2 separate regions of the Homo sapiens genome follow, and region 1 is linked to region 2. A link is a contact called in ENCODE Hi-C or POLR2A ChIA-PET data. All regions are on one chromosome and are shown on one strand. The core of a region is the stretch at or near the end of the contact, and the rest is flanking DNA. Distances in the headings are between cores, read along the strand shown.

What was found. Hi-C counts contacts between places; a loop is a spot of excess contacts on that map. ChIA-PET counts read pairs that join two places held with the same protein, here RNA polymerase II (POLR2A). Pooled maps may share reads with other maps.
Region 1: a loop to region 2 is called in a map of ovary, with 4 times the contacts of the local background. The contact joins the enhancer-like site here to the promoter of SCOC-AS1 in region 2. A Hi-C loop is called at or near these places in 9 of 168 maps with a recorded cell type or tissue (B cell, CD4-positive, alpha-beta memory T cell, endothelial cell of hepatic sinusoid and 6 more) and 21 of 50 pooled maps. POLR2A ChIA-PET finds 5 or more read pairs at or near these places in 2 of 52 experiments (HepG2 and naive thymus-derived CD4-positive, alpha-beta T cell).

The regions. Positions count from the first base shown.
Region 1 is chr4:139,731,904-139,738,476 of GRCh38, forward strand. The region is part of intron 2 of MAML3 (mastermind like transcriptional coactivator 3); the gene reads right to left. It also overlaps a transcript of MGST2 not described here. Among named protein-coding and RNA genes, the nearest start is that of MGST2, 69 kb to the left of the region's middle. RefSeq lists a silencer at 3,065-3,184. Within about 2 kb of position 2,413, at least 28 of the 41 ENCODE cell types and tissues checked have a DNase peak (open chromatin) inside an H3K27ac peak, as active enhancers do; they include B cell, gastrocnemius medialis and ovary, where a contact is called at or near this core.
Region 2 is chr4:140,370,634-140,377,026 of GRCh38, forward strand. SCOC-AS1 (SCOC antisense RNA 1) reads right to left here and starts at 2,759. Exons shown (of 5, transcript NR_033939.1): 1 at 2,630-2,759. SCOC (short coiled-coil protein) reads left to right here and starts at 3,013. Exons shown (of 4, transcript NM_001153484.2): 1 at 3,013-3,084. RefSeq lists enhancers at 2,696-3,197, 2,893-2,942 and a silencer at 3,103-3,302.

The DNA of each region.
Region 1 (6,573 bases), core at 1,163-3,662, 640 kb before region 2:
CTAGACACTTCCTTTCCTATTTTTTCTACCAAGACTACCTAGCAGTGGCAAGTATGTTCTGAACATTCTGCAGAAATTCCTTCTACCTCACTGAAGTTTCAAGTAATTAATGTGAAATGGAGGAGTTGACACAGATTAAATGGGCACACATATAAGGACATTCACAGTCATTTTGTGAAGCACTATTATGAGACCTAAATAGCAAGAAGCAAATGTGAATAACTCTGTCATTTAAAAATTTTTAAATCCAAATTGGATTTTAACATTTTTCTTCTTTTTACTTTATTGCCTTTCCAATGCAGATACCGTTAAACATATTGGCAGTTTTTTCTCAAAGCAAATAGGTGAAGTTTCTCTCTGTCTCTCCTAGAGAGACCGTCCTGGATTTGATTCCCTATGGCTTGGGCTTGTGTTCCTCCCTTCCTTCTGTGGTGTGCTGTAGAACCATGCAGGCTTCCCTCTCCACTATGACTGACTTCAACTGCATCTTCAGTTGCTCTTCTTCCCTCCAAACAAAACAAAACAGCAAAGCAAACAAAAGCCAAACCAAACCAAAACGCTACTCCTCTTACCCTAGAAACAATCACCCAAGAAGCTCTGGTTTGTTCGTGCAGTAGCTTAGGTCACACAATCAATGAATGGAAGACACAGAACTAGCAGAACTAGAACGCTATTTTTTTTTTTTTTGTAACAGATAGCTTGTCTTTACTTTTTTAAAAAATGTAACTTAAAATTAAAAAAAAAATTTCCATAAGTTATCGGGGTACAGGTGGTATTTGGTTACATGAGTAAGCAGAACGCTGATTTTGATTCTCAATTCAGTATTCCTACTAGCTCAGGCCTCTCCCAGGCAGTGTCTTCATGGTGTTAAGTGTGCACCTAAGAACAGCCTGTAGACCTATATACTGTGTCTCTCATAAGTGTACTGCGTTCTATTTTTTATGTGTAAATGCTGTAGCTGAAATTAATAAAATGTTTTGCCTTTGTGTATTTTCTCTATAAATACACAAAGACAGCTAGGAAATATTTTTGATGTTAATAAAAAGATCTTACACTAAAAAATGCCAGGAACCTTTGTGCTACCAAAAAGTTTACTTCAGGACTAACCCTTGCAGGGGCCTAGATATTTCAGGGTCTTCCCTTTTCCCCCAAATATTTGCTACCTGTTTTCCAAGCCCTTCCTTCCAGTGAAATAAAGCTGTTTCTTGGCACCTTTAGGGACAAATGGCTGATTGGCTTTACACTTTAACAAATGAATTCACACTGACATATAAACAGCCAATCAGCAAAAATGCAGATATGTAGTTTGTTTTTTCTGTCTCAGTATATTTGATACTTTCCAGTTTTGATAAGGAGGAGAGAGTTGGAAAGAAAATGAGGCCCAAGGGAAGATAAAGTTTTCTTCAGCTTGATTTTTTGAGAGGGTTGGTCTGGGATGGCCCTGTTTATCTTTGTGCACTTTGAGATATGCTTGTCCTGTGTGACCAGCCCGCACAGCTGGGGAAGTGGTAAGGAGTGAAGAAGTGTTGCTTTCCCAGCCTCCTCTCCACTGGGAAAAGAAAGAGAGAGGCAAATGGGGTGACGACGATACATCAAACCACTTTTTGCCCGTGTCTTCCTGGGCCAAGAAGAAATACTTCAAAAGCACAGTGTGAAAAAAAAAAAAAAAAAACCCTCCCAAAGGGATAGGATTATGTATTTCCCCAAATAATTCCCTCCCAGAGGTTTTGCCTTCAGGCTTCTCACTGAAGACCTACAGGCAGGAAGGGCTGTATGTATTATTTTATGATTATTTTTTAGAGACAGGGTTTCACTCCGTTGCCCAGGCTGGGGTGCAGTGGTATGATCATAGCTCACTGCAACCTCCAACTCCTGGGCTCAAGCAATCTTCCTGCCTCAGCCTCCTGGGTAGGTGGGGGACTACAGGTTTAAGCCACCATGCCCTGCTAATTTTTAAATTCTTTGTATAGATGGGTTGTTGCCCATCTGTGTTGCCCAAGCTGGTCTTGAACTCCTGGCCTCAAACAATCCTCCTGCCTTGGCCTCCCAAAATGTTGGGATTACAAGCATGAGCCACTGCTCCCAGCCACTATGTGCATTCTTAAAGGACTGCCTTCCATACGAAACATCTTTAGTTCGCAACAAAGCTCTGCGGCATTCAACAGTGGATGAGAGACACCTACAGCCCCCGACTCTGAGGTGTATTCCAAAGTGTGAAAATGTACTCAGTGACTTGACTTACACATTAAGCTGGCCGAGGCCACTAACATAATACATGGCTTCTTTTAACCTCCAGTCTCAGAGGGCTTAATGAGAAATAGTCTGTCAAATTTCAGGATTTCAAGCCACTGCTCTTGTTTCTAAGAAGGACACACACTGTGTTGTGCAATTAGAGAAAACCAGGCTGAGCTTTCGTCATGCGAGATGTAATGCCTTGAAGCCAAATGATGCAGTATTTTTAGTTGTAATTACTGGCTTGTTCTCCAATCCACTCCTTGCCCAACGACCTCCCTTGCTTCTCCCAAGAATCTTAATACAGTTTCTTCCCCTCAAAAATCCAACTGTGGCTACATAGATCTTCACTACTCGCCCAACCCTCTGACTCTTCAGTAAAATAAAGGGAGGAGAAAGAAATCAAAACCAACGAACCTATTTTACATATCTTCCCCTCCAGGGAAAAGATCTTAGCAATTTTCTAAAGGCTAGAGTGAGGTAGGAGGTGTCAAAAGCACCCTTACCTCCCCCAAACAGGCAGTTTTCGACTTCAAAAAACAGTTGTGGTAAAAATATCTCCCAAGAACAGCCAGCTGTTTATTTATAAATCTGTGCGTAGGGAAGCTTTATTTTTCTGAAGTGTTTTCAAGAACATGCATAGTGTTTGGGTGAGAGGGGCCAGCCTTGCTGGCGGCGAACCAAAGAGCAGGGAATCACAAAAGACGGCCGGCGGCGAGCAGGCTGGGGTGACGGGGACCCCGTGGATAACGGGCTTGAGGACGCCCAGGGCTTCAGCCTTTTCCAGGCGTCCCTCGCCGGGGCAACGCAGAGCAGCTGCCGTTCTTCCCGCGCCCCAGCAGATGGTGGTGTCAGCCCGGCCTCGTGCCCGGCCGCCGCTGCGCCCGCGCCCCCTCCCCTCGCAGATGGCTTAATCAGGGCTCCCGCCCGCCCCTCCGCGGCCCCCGCCCCGCGCGTCTGGGCGAGCGCTGCGAACGTGGAGCCAGGCAGTCAAGTGTTACTGCGTACAGCAGGTAGCCTGGCAACTGAGAGCACAATACCGAGCAGATGGTGTTCGCACGGCGTGATGGACATCACACACGACAGCCTGAGACAATCCAGGAATTCCCTGGTGACTCGAGGCCCTCTTTGCACAAAATGAGTTCTCTCTCCATTGCCGTGTATCTCTGGGGTTATCTGCCCCCCTCCTCCGACTGACACTGAACTGGTTTCTCATTACCGACTTTTCTTCCAGCCGGAGGGGAGGAAGAATTCAAGTGGGGGAGGGCGCGGGAAGGGGACGTGGAGGGAAACGGAAGGGCTGGGAGTGGGGTAGGGGGGCAGTGGCGACCTCCGGGGGGGGAGGGTGGCGGACACCAGACCCCAGGGCCGACAGCCCGGGAGGGACCGGGTTCCAGGACCCCAGCTGCACAAAGCCGGCCCGGGGAGGGGGCGATAAGGAGCGAGCCTCGGGTCGGCCCGGCACCGCTGCTTCGGCTCAGAGTCCTTGCAATCGCTTGGCCTACGAACAACCTAAATGAAATTTAGGGTTTTATTGAAAAAGTCCCCTGGGGCCTAATTTAGCCTCTCGACTCCAGCCTATATGCTTACAAGTCCTCAGGGGACTCCGGCTAGGAAGTCAGGAGTGGGGCCCGTGCGTCCCCGGCAGGACCTAGACTGCCTCTCGGCGCAGGCGGCCCTAACAAAGAAGCCCACGAGGCGGTCCCGGGCGCGGGCAGGGGCGGTGCGGCGGCGCTCGGGAGACCCGCGAGGGGCCCTGGAGGTCCTCGGCCCGCGCGCGCCGCTCGGGAGCCCGCGAGGCTGCGGTGTGCTCCAGCGGGCGCATTTCCCAGGCCCCGCCACATCGTGTGTGTTAGTGGCTGGGAAGGACACGAGGACAGAGATGAGGATTGTTCGTGGCAGGAAAGAGTAAAAATAAATCAATGCATAAACAAAAAGGATGCCCCAGAAAACCTGTGCTTTTCAGACACACACACACATACACACACACTCACTCACTCACTCACTCTGAATTGGGTCAAGTAAAAAAAAATTTTTTTTAAAGGAAGGAATCTTTAGCCCAACTGGGATTTCGACGAAATTGTATATATCAAAAGATAGCTACATCCAACCTCTCACCAGAATCCAGAGGCTTTCTCCTGCAAAGATACTATTGAAAGTTTTATTAGTAAGTTTGAGAAGGCGAAAGTATGTATCAGAGGTGAAAGCTAACATGACAATTGCTTGGCCAAAGAGCGCAGCAGTTTTATGTTATTGAGCAGCACAGGATGAATCGAACACCCACGATGGCTAGACAGAGGCGCCTGGCTGTGACTCCCAGAGGTTCAGGCAAGCCATCTGACCTCTCTCAGTCCCCACCCCCTGAAATGAAAACCATACTCATAAGACTCCTTGACAATGGAAATTTTGGAGGTGACATAGTTAATGAAGTGTCATAGAAAGGAAATAGCTAAGAATACTCTAAAACCTCCCCATTCCCAGTATGGGCAATTTGGGAAAAATGAGTAACTAAAAATTAGGGGTTCTCAAAGTGTGGTTCCAGGATCAAATGCATTAGTCCCCACCTGGGAGCTTGTTAGAAATGCAAATTCCCAGGCTCCCCTCTAGGCCTCCTGAATTAGAACTTTTGGGGGTGTTTTAACAAGCTCTCCAGGTGGTTACGATGTCCCATAGAGAATCATTGGGGCAAATAATCCTGTGCCCTGATTAGATTGCAAAGCTGCACTTTCAAAAGCAAGTCAGGGTGCTGAGTTGCTTAGTTTCTATTGCAAAATTTCCTGCTTTGGAACAAAATTTTCAAAATTTTCAGAGGGTTGCTCAGGCCAGTGATGTTTGCAATGCAAACCCAAGAATTCTGAAAGGAGCCCATGGCTGAAAGGAGCCAATTCTTCCAGGACGGACTACTCCAGTTGCAACTGTGCTGTGGAGGCTGAGGAGCATCCATGACTGAGGAAGGGCGAGTCCCCTATAATGCCCTTGCTAAGGGGAGCATCAGACATCCCTAGACTTACAAGTCCCTCGTGTAATAAGGTGAACTATGGAAAGCTATGATTTGAGGAAAGTTCCCTCTGATTGAAAGAGTTCTTCAAATATGAAGAATGTAACACTTATGGGGCACCTACTCATTGCAAAACACTCTACTAGGGGCTTTCACCTGTATGTTTAACTCATTTTGTTGATTTTTTTTTTTTAAGCCCAAATTTCTGAGAGGTTAAGGAACTTGTCTGGTGGTGGCGTCTCTGGGATTCTGACTTTTCCACTGACCATAACATGCATCTGGTCTAAATTGAGCGGACCACCCAGGAGGATGTTGGAATAAAAAGAAATGGGAAGGGGGTGGGGAGAGGAATGGGCATAGAATAAAAAGGTAGAAACCCTTGGGATCAAAGGATGCAACTGAAAGAGCACCAAAATATGCATCATTTTTTTTAATATGTTGTCTGGTACCCAAAATTGGGATGCCTCTGTGGTATCAACTTTGACATTTAAAGAAAGGGCATAAGATTAGATCATTCAACCATAAGTGGAAGGAAGAAACAAAATAAAATAAAACCTTACAATTCCCTTTGAAGTTGATCAGGTGTCAAGGCAGTGATTTGGTTTTCTTTTACAAACTTTCTTTTTCCAGAAAAATTTTTACTGTGGGTTTGGAGAGGTGTTTACAATAAATTCATAGCAGAGCTCCAAAAGGGCCCACCCCATCTAATATCCTCTGTCTCAGCAGATTATTGAAGAAGATTGGATTAAAAGGTTTGTTTTGTGATGTGTGATGGTTGTGTCCCCAAGATGATTGAGTTTGAGGCAGAGTTCATCAATTTAGGAGGCTTATCACTGAAGCAGCAATAACTTGGGGCCCAATGCGAAGGCTGCTAAATGGGTCCAGCAAAGCTCTTGGTTCAGCTTCTAGAAAGGAACAGTGTACATTGGGGGAACCCCACAGGCCTGGGTAGAAACTCAGCTCCACCATGGGCCCAGTGACTGGCACATAACAAACAGCTTGTGGTTGTTATTCTTACTGCCGAAACCTCTTGATCATGCAGGGCATCCTTCAGGGTGAGGGAAGTGCTGTGTTTCTGGTGCTAGCTTTAGCTCCTAAAATAAAGGGGAACAAGACTTGTCATGGTCAGGCCAGGCATGGTGGCTCACGCCTGTAATCCCAGCACTTTGAGAGGCTAAGGCGGGTGGATCACCTGAGGTCAGGAGATCAAGACCAGCCTGGCCAACATGGTGAAACCCCATCTCTACTAAAATACAAAAATTAGCTGGGCTTGGTGGCGTGTGCCTGTAGTCCCAGTTACTCAGGAGGCTGAGGCAGGAGAATTGCTTGAACCTGGGAGGCGG
Region 2 (6,393 bases), core at 1,509-4,008:
GGAGTAATGAACTGTTTGAATTCAATTAATTTTTGATTCATTTCTATTTTGTAGCACTGTGGTTAGGATTTTGTGTCTTCTTGATGAATATGCCCCTTTATCTAATTGTTTTAATGTTATTTTACCTAATTATTAGTGAAGGTAAACATTTTTTAAAAACCTTTCTGGCCGTTCAGTTTTCCTCTTCTGTAAGTGGCCTACTTACGTTATTTGCATATATTTATCTTGAGTTGTCTTTTTCTTACTGATTTGTCTGAATTCTTTTTTTTTTTTTTGAGACGGAGTCTCACCCTGTCGCCCAGGCTGGAGTGCAGTGGCACCATGTCACTGCAAGCTCTGCCTCCTGGGTTCATGCCACTCTCCTGCCTCAGCCTCCCGAGTAGCTGGGACTACAGGCGCCCGCCACCACGCCCAGCTAATTTTTTGTATTTTTAGTAGAGACGGGGTTTCACCGTGTTAGCCAGGATGGTCTCAATCTCCTGACCTCGTGATCCACCCGCCTCGACCTCCCAAAGTGCTGGGATTACAGCCGTGAGCCACCGCGCCTGGCCTGAATTCTTTATATTTTGAGAGTTTTACTATATTCTGCCAACCTGTGGCTTGTTTTTTAACTTGATTAGAGATGGCTTCTCTTCTGTTTGTAAAACTTCCAAATTTTAAAATAATCAATATTTTACATCTTTCCTTAATGAATCGTGCTGTTTCTTCCCTACGGCGATATACAGACATACGCTTTTCTTCTAAAAGTTTAGAGTTTTGTTTGTCACATTTTGGATCATTATTTCATTTGGAATTTAGTTTTATTTCTGTCGTGGTATCAGGATTGAATTTCTTATTTTTATATAAATAGCCAATTTAACTAGAACCACCATAACTTGTGTTTTCTATATCCCACGAACAGTTACTATACTAATTTACACTCCCAACAGTAATGAATAATAGTTTTTTCCCCACAACCTTAGAAACAGTTATTCCTCACCAGACATCTTTATTGTATACCAACTTCCAGGTACCCTTTTTTTCCTAATTTTCTTTTTGTCTATTCTTGTGTCAATACCACTTTTTTAAAAGTTGCTTTAAAATAGAATTACCATATGATTCAGCACAAATTAACACACACTTCTGGGTGTATATCCAAAAGAACTGAAAAGAGGGTCTCAAAGAGACATTTGCACACCCATGTCCATAGCAGTATTATTCACAATAGCCAAAAGGAGGAAGCAACCTAAGCGTCCACTGATAGATGAATAAACAAAATGTGGCATAATACACATAATAAATGATATATAGAACTATTCAGCCTTAAAAAGGAAGTTCTGCAATATGCTATAACATGGATGAACTCTGAGGCATTATGCTAAATGAAATAAGCCAGTCATAAAAGGGCAAATTCTGTATTATTCCACTTAGGTGAGGTACCTAGAGTAGTCAAACTGATAAACACAAAGTAAGATGATTACTGCCAGAGGATGAGGGGAATAGGAAATGGAGAGTTGCTCTTTAATAGGTATACAGTTTTAGTTTGGCAAGATGAAAAGAGAGATTGGTTCTGGAGATTGGTTGGAGAACAATGTGGAATGTATCTTATACTACTGAAGTTAAAAATGGTTAAGATGGTAAATTTTATTCTATGTATATTTCACTACAATTAAAAATATTTAAAAATACTGTTCTAGCAAAAACAAAAGGTTGCTTTTAATAGTTTCTCTTGATCTTTGGTGTCCTGCAATTTCACCGTTGCATAGAATTCTTATATTAATCCTGCTCAAGAATAAGTACTTCTTGAATCTGAAAATTCAAATATTCCACAATCTTGGAAAATTCTTAGTTATTACTCTTTGAATACTGCCTGCATCCATTCTCTCTAGTCTCTCTTTTTTGGCACTCCTATTAGATTTATGTTGGATTTTTTTTCATTTATTTAGCTCCTACATTGCATTCTAGTAAATTTCCTCAAACTGAATATTGCAGTCGCAGCCAAATGCATAGTTCTCAAAACACTGAATAGAAGATATTTTTATATAGCTCTTAAAATGATTAAGGCGATGTGTCAGCAAACTGTGCCAGAAGTAAAAAGTCAAGAAACAGGGAGACATAAGGCTTGTCTCTACAGCTTAGGAGGCTGTGCCAAAGCCAAAATAATAATGTATTGCTGTGGATGTCTACCTTGTACTCAACGAATATTAAAGCAGGATGCCGCTTTGTGTCAAGTACTAGATTACGATGAACGGTGTCACGAAGAACACTCCACTCTTGATACCGTATATGTGACCTTGAGCAAGAAATGTGTTCACGCTCAGGCTTCAGTTCCTTTCTGTGGGTTGCTGTGAGGCTCCACAGGGGTAAGGTAAGCACAAGTGCTATGCCTCAGTACCACTAGGGTATTTTCTCAATTCTAAAATATTAAATGGCCACGCACTACAGATTTAATAATAGTTTCGGAGGAGGGGCGTGAGGAGAGGAACATTCCACTAGCTCAACTATAAGCTTTCCGATTTCGGAAATAAGAAAAATATGAAAAAGTCTGCTTTTAGAATTAAGGAACGACGGTGTCGCGTTGACTTTCTCTGCTTGGTTCGCAAACGCTCTTTTCTCGAACTTGAATGACTTCTCTGTCGCTCATACCAACCTCTTTCCTGAATGACTTCTCTGTCGCTCATACCAGCCTCTTTCCTGATTTTCCACACTGGGATTCTCACTCCAATTCTCAGGTTTCCTGATAGACCTGATGAGCCGCTTCACCAGCGCCGCTTAGCTTCGCTTCTTTACTGTCATTGGCTGTCGCTGTTCCAGGTCCCGCCCACAGCGACCTCAATCCTGATTGGATGTCAGTGTCCTTTTGTTATGGCAAAGGTGGATCCCGGTGCTTTGAGATTGGACGACTGGGGTGAGGCGGGCAGCTAATGCGCAGGCGTGTATTCTCGAGTCAGGATTGGCGGGCGAGCGGCTGGGACGGGATGGGATTCTTCTCACGGCGCACGTTCTGTGGGCGGAGTGGGCGGAGCTGCCGGGGTCAGTTGGTCCAAGTGTCCCGGCCTGAGGTGTCGGCCGGATCCCTCCTTCTCCCGGCGCCTCAAGCGGAAGGTGAGGGCCGTCCCGGGCAGCGGAGGGCCTGGCCCCAGGCGACTAGAGCTGCATCCTCAGTACCTCCGAGGGCCTGGAGGGCGGGGCGGGCTGGACGCGGCCCTGCGCACCGGGGGCCCGGGAGGAGCGGTCTCGGGCCTGGGCATTTGGTGGGCGGCGGAGGCCTGGCTCCCGGCAGAACCCTTGCGCGACCTCTTTTTCTCCTGTTTTCGTTGTCAGGCCCAGGCGTTCTTTGGGAGAGGGACCTCTCGCGGTCCCTGACGCAGACATCGTGTAGCTTTCTCCCCGCAGCTCCTGGGTCGGGAGCCGCTTTGCAGCTCTCGGCTCTGGAATTGGACTGCGGGAGGGGCGTTTGGGTGGAATGGGACCTGGCACGCCTGGACCTTCCCGTGGCTGCTCTGCGAGAGCCTGAGAGATGGGAGGGGAGGCTGAGGTGGGGAGGGAGCCTAGAGAGCCGTAAAATAAGGATTGGACCATTTTTCCAGGCGGCGAAAGCGGCACCTGGGTTTGTTTCCTGATCGTCTTCTCCCCCAGAGTCCTGCTGAACAAGTTTTGGGAAGAAAGGTTTGGAAAGGAGAAAGAGGATACATTCCTGAAAGGCAGGGCTTCTGTTATACAGTGTGTCAACCTCACACTATTACGCAACAATAAGGACAGATGCCATTCCAGGTTGCCAACACGTTTTCTATGCCCGAGGACCCAAAGCTGTGCCCATGTATTCTGGTACCTCTATTCCTGATTAAAATCAGTGTAGCTAGCCATTCTCTGAGAGTATAGCTTCCATTTAAATCCTCATTTGGCCAAACAGTTCCTTGATCTTGTGGAATTTGAAACTGGATTTATTTAACCAGGACAAGTCAAAGCAGAACTTGAACAGATCTGAACAGACATTATATTGAAGTTCCGTAGCTTGAAGGGAATGGAGTTTATTTTCAGTTGCTTAGTAAAGATTCCAGAGGAGTTTGACATCAGTGGTAGCAAAATGTTTGGCAAACTTAAGATTAGGGCCATATTAAAGTTTTTTCCATTGCATAATGGAAAAAGCATGGACTGTGAAGTTAGACCTGGGTTCAAATTCTTGGTAGAGACATTGGCTGTGAAACCTCTGAAACAGCTTTTCTGAAAGATATATAGACTTTCTGAAATTTAGTGTCCATATCTGTAAATTGCAGTTTCCTTCTGTTGATTTGATGAAATAACATATGCAAAGCATTTAGCACATTAATGCACGAAGACATTATTTTAGCAGTCTTAGTAGTTCTCCAGTATGACAGATGGTGAAATCAATTTTAGATGCAGAAAAGTTGAGTGGCTGAAGATGGACGGGTATTAGGAAAAAGTCTCAAAATCTGCAGGCTCAGATGTGACAATAGTTGTGGTGGAATGGTGGAAAAAACACTGGGCATTTGTTGTAGTCTTGGCCCTGTTGCTAACTACTTCTGTGGTCTTCAGTAAGCCATTGTCATCTTTGGCCTTGATTTTGTAAAATGAAGCAGCTGGACCAGATGGTTTTCTTTAAATTCTTTCTGTTGCCCAAATTAGAGCTAAAAGGTAGAGAAGACGATAGCAGACATTTATTGAATACCTACTATGTACTAGGTACTGTTGCCAACACATTGTATCTATCCACTCATTCTCACAACAAACCCATGAGATACGTACGGTTATTATCCACATTTTACAAATGAGGAAACTTAAGGCCGAGGTGTTAACCTTGCCCAGGGTTCCAGAGCTTATAAATTGCAGAGCTAGGATTTGAATCCAGGTAATCTGAATCCATATTGTTAATCATTGTGCCAGGCTGCCTCTTGAGGAGAGTGATATTGTGGATATTGTACACTATTAGAGATAACTGTAAAATAAGATAGGGGCATATTTGGTAAGATGATCGTCTTTGGTCACAGGTGTGTGTGCATGGCAAAAATTATTTAATTAAATGAATCTTGTCCCAATGTTTGCCACATTTCCTGGTTTGTATTCTCTCTATGCGTTCTGCCTCCTGGACTTAAATAATCAAAAAAGTAATTCTAGATTCCCTTCCACTAACCAAGGCTAGATACCCGAATTTACTGTGTTTTTTGAGAAACCTTTGAAAGGTCTGACCTAGCCATACATCAGAGCTGAAGAATCTCAGCGAACCATGTCCATTTCTGGGGTAAGGTGGTTTAGGATAGGCAGAGCAGCCTCAGCGCCCCAAATTCATTTCAGTGTTCCCACGCTTGAGCAGACTTGGTCTTAATTTTCTCGTTTTTCATCAGATTTGCGTTTATATATAGGAGCAGAAGGAGTTGAAAGTGAACTCTTAAGAGCATATTTGACATGGAATTAGATTGATGTTATAGCAACTATAGGTAAAAAAGGATTTTATAGTTGAAAAATTTGAAAAGCTCAGTATTAAGTATCTGTTATGATGTAGTACTGTGTTAATGTAGACTTTGGGCAGTTTGGGGATCAATACTATTTTAAAAGAAAAAATCCATGGCTAAAATACTTTGACATAAAGAACTCAGCAAGTCTTTTGATCCCATATGTCAAACAAATCAGTTTATTGCCCTAAATCTACTGAAAGACTTTGAATATATATTAATACAATAGTAGCATTTTGAGATGGGTCTATTTGATCACATCACAATAAAATACAATTGCTTCTTGTTCTTTTGTCGTGGAAAGGCAGCAGGTAATGCTGTGGTCCACTGTACTAAAGAGTAATGCCCTTATGCGTAGGGCTGCCAGATACAGTGGGCGGTTTTTTCACTGTGCAACACTTGGGATGCAATCTTACGTAGACTGTGGTGTGAATTGTGCTCTCTCGCGTTGTATACCCTTATAGCACTGTTCTTGTGGCACTACTTTTGTGCTCCTGCCTCTACCCTAATCTTGAGTGTAAGAGTAATTTTTCCTTTAATAAGCCCTCTCCACCCTGTTTTTCTGCTTTTTATTTTCTTTCACTTTTTCAGATGAAGTCACACTGTTGCTAAACCATGCATAGGTTTTCTATTGTTTGAATTATATGTGGTCAGAATTTCAGAAACTGGCTTCTTTTTCTTTACCTCTTATATTGGTGAGTTTGGAATACTTGTGTTTTTGCAGACTTTTTGGTTTAATTTAAATATTAGTCTGAAACATAAGCAAAAGAAGACTACCCTATCACTGTATTATATCTGACTTCAAAATCAGCTGTGTCGATTTTCTGATTATCTGTTGCTTTGGCTTGTATATCTTATAACTCTTCTTAGCTATCATGAAAATTCGTTCTAGCTGTAGCCTTAAAATCATTGGATATGAGAAATTTGAAGCACTTTTAATTTA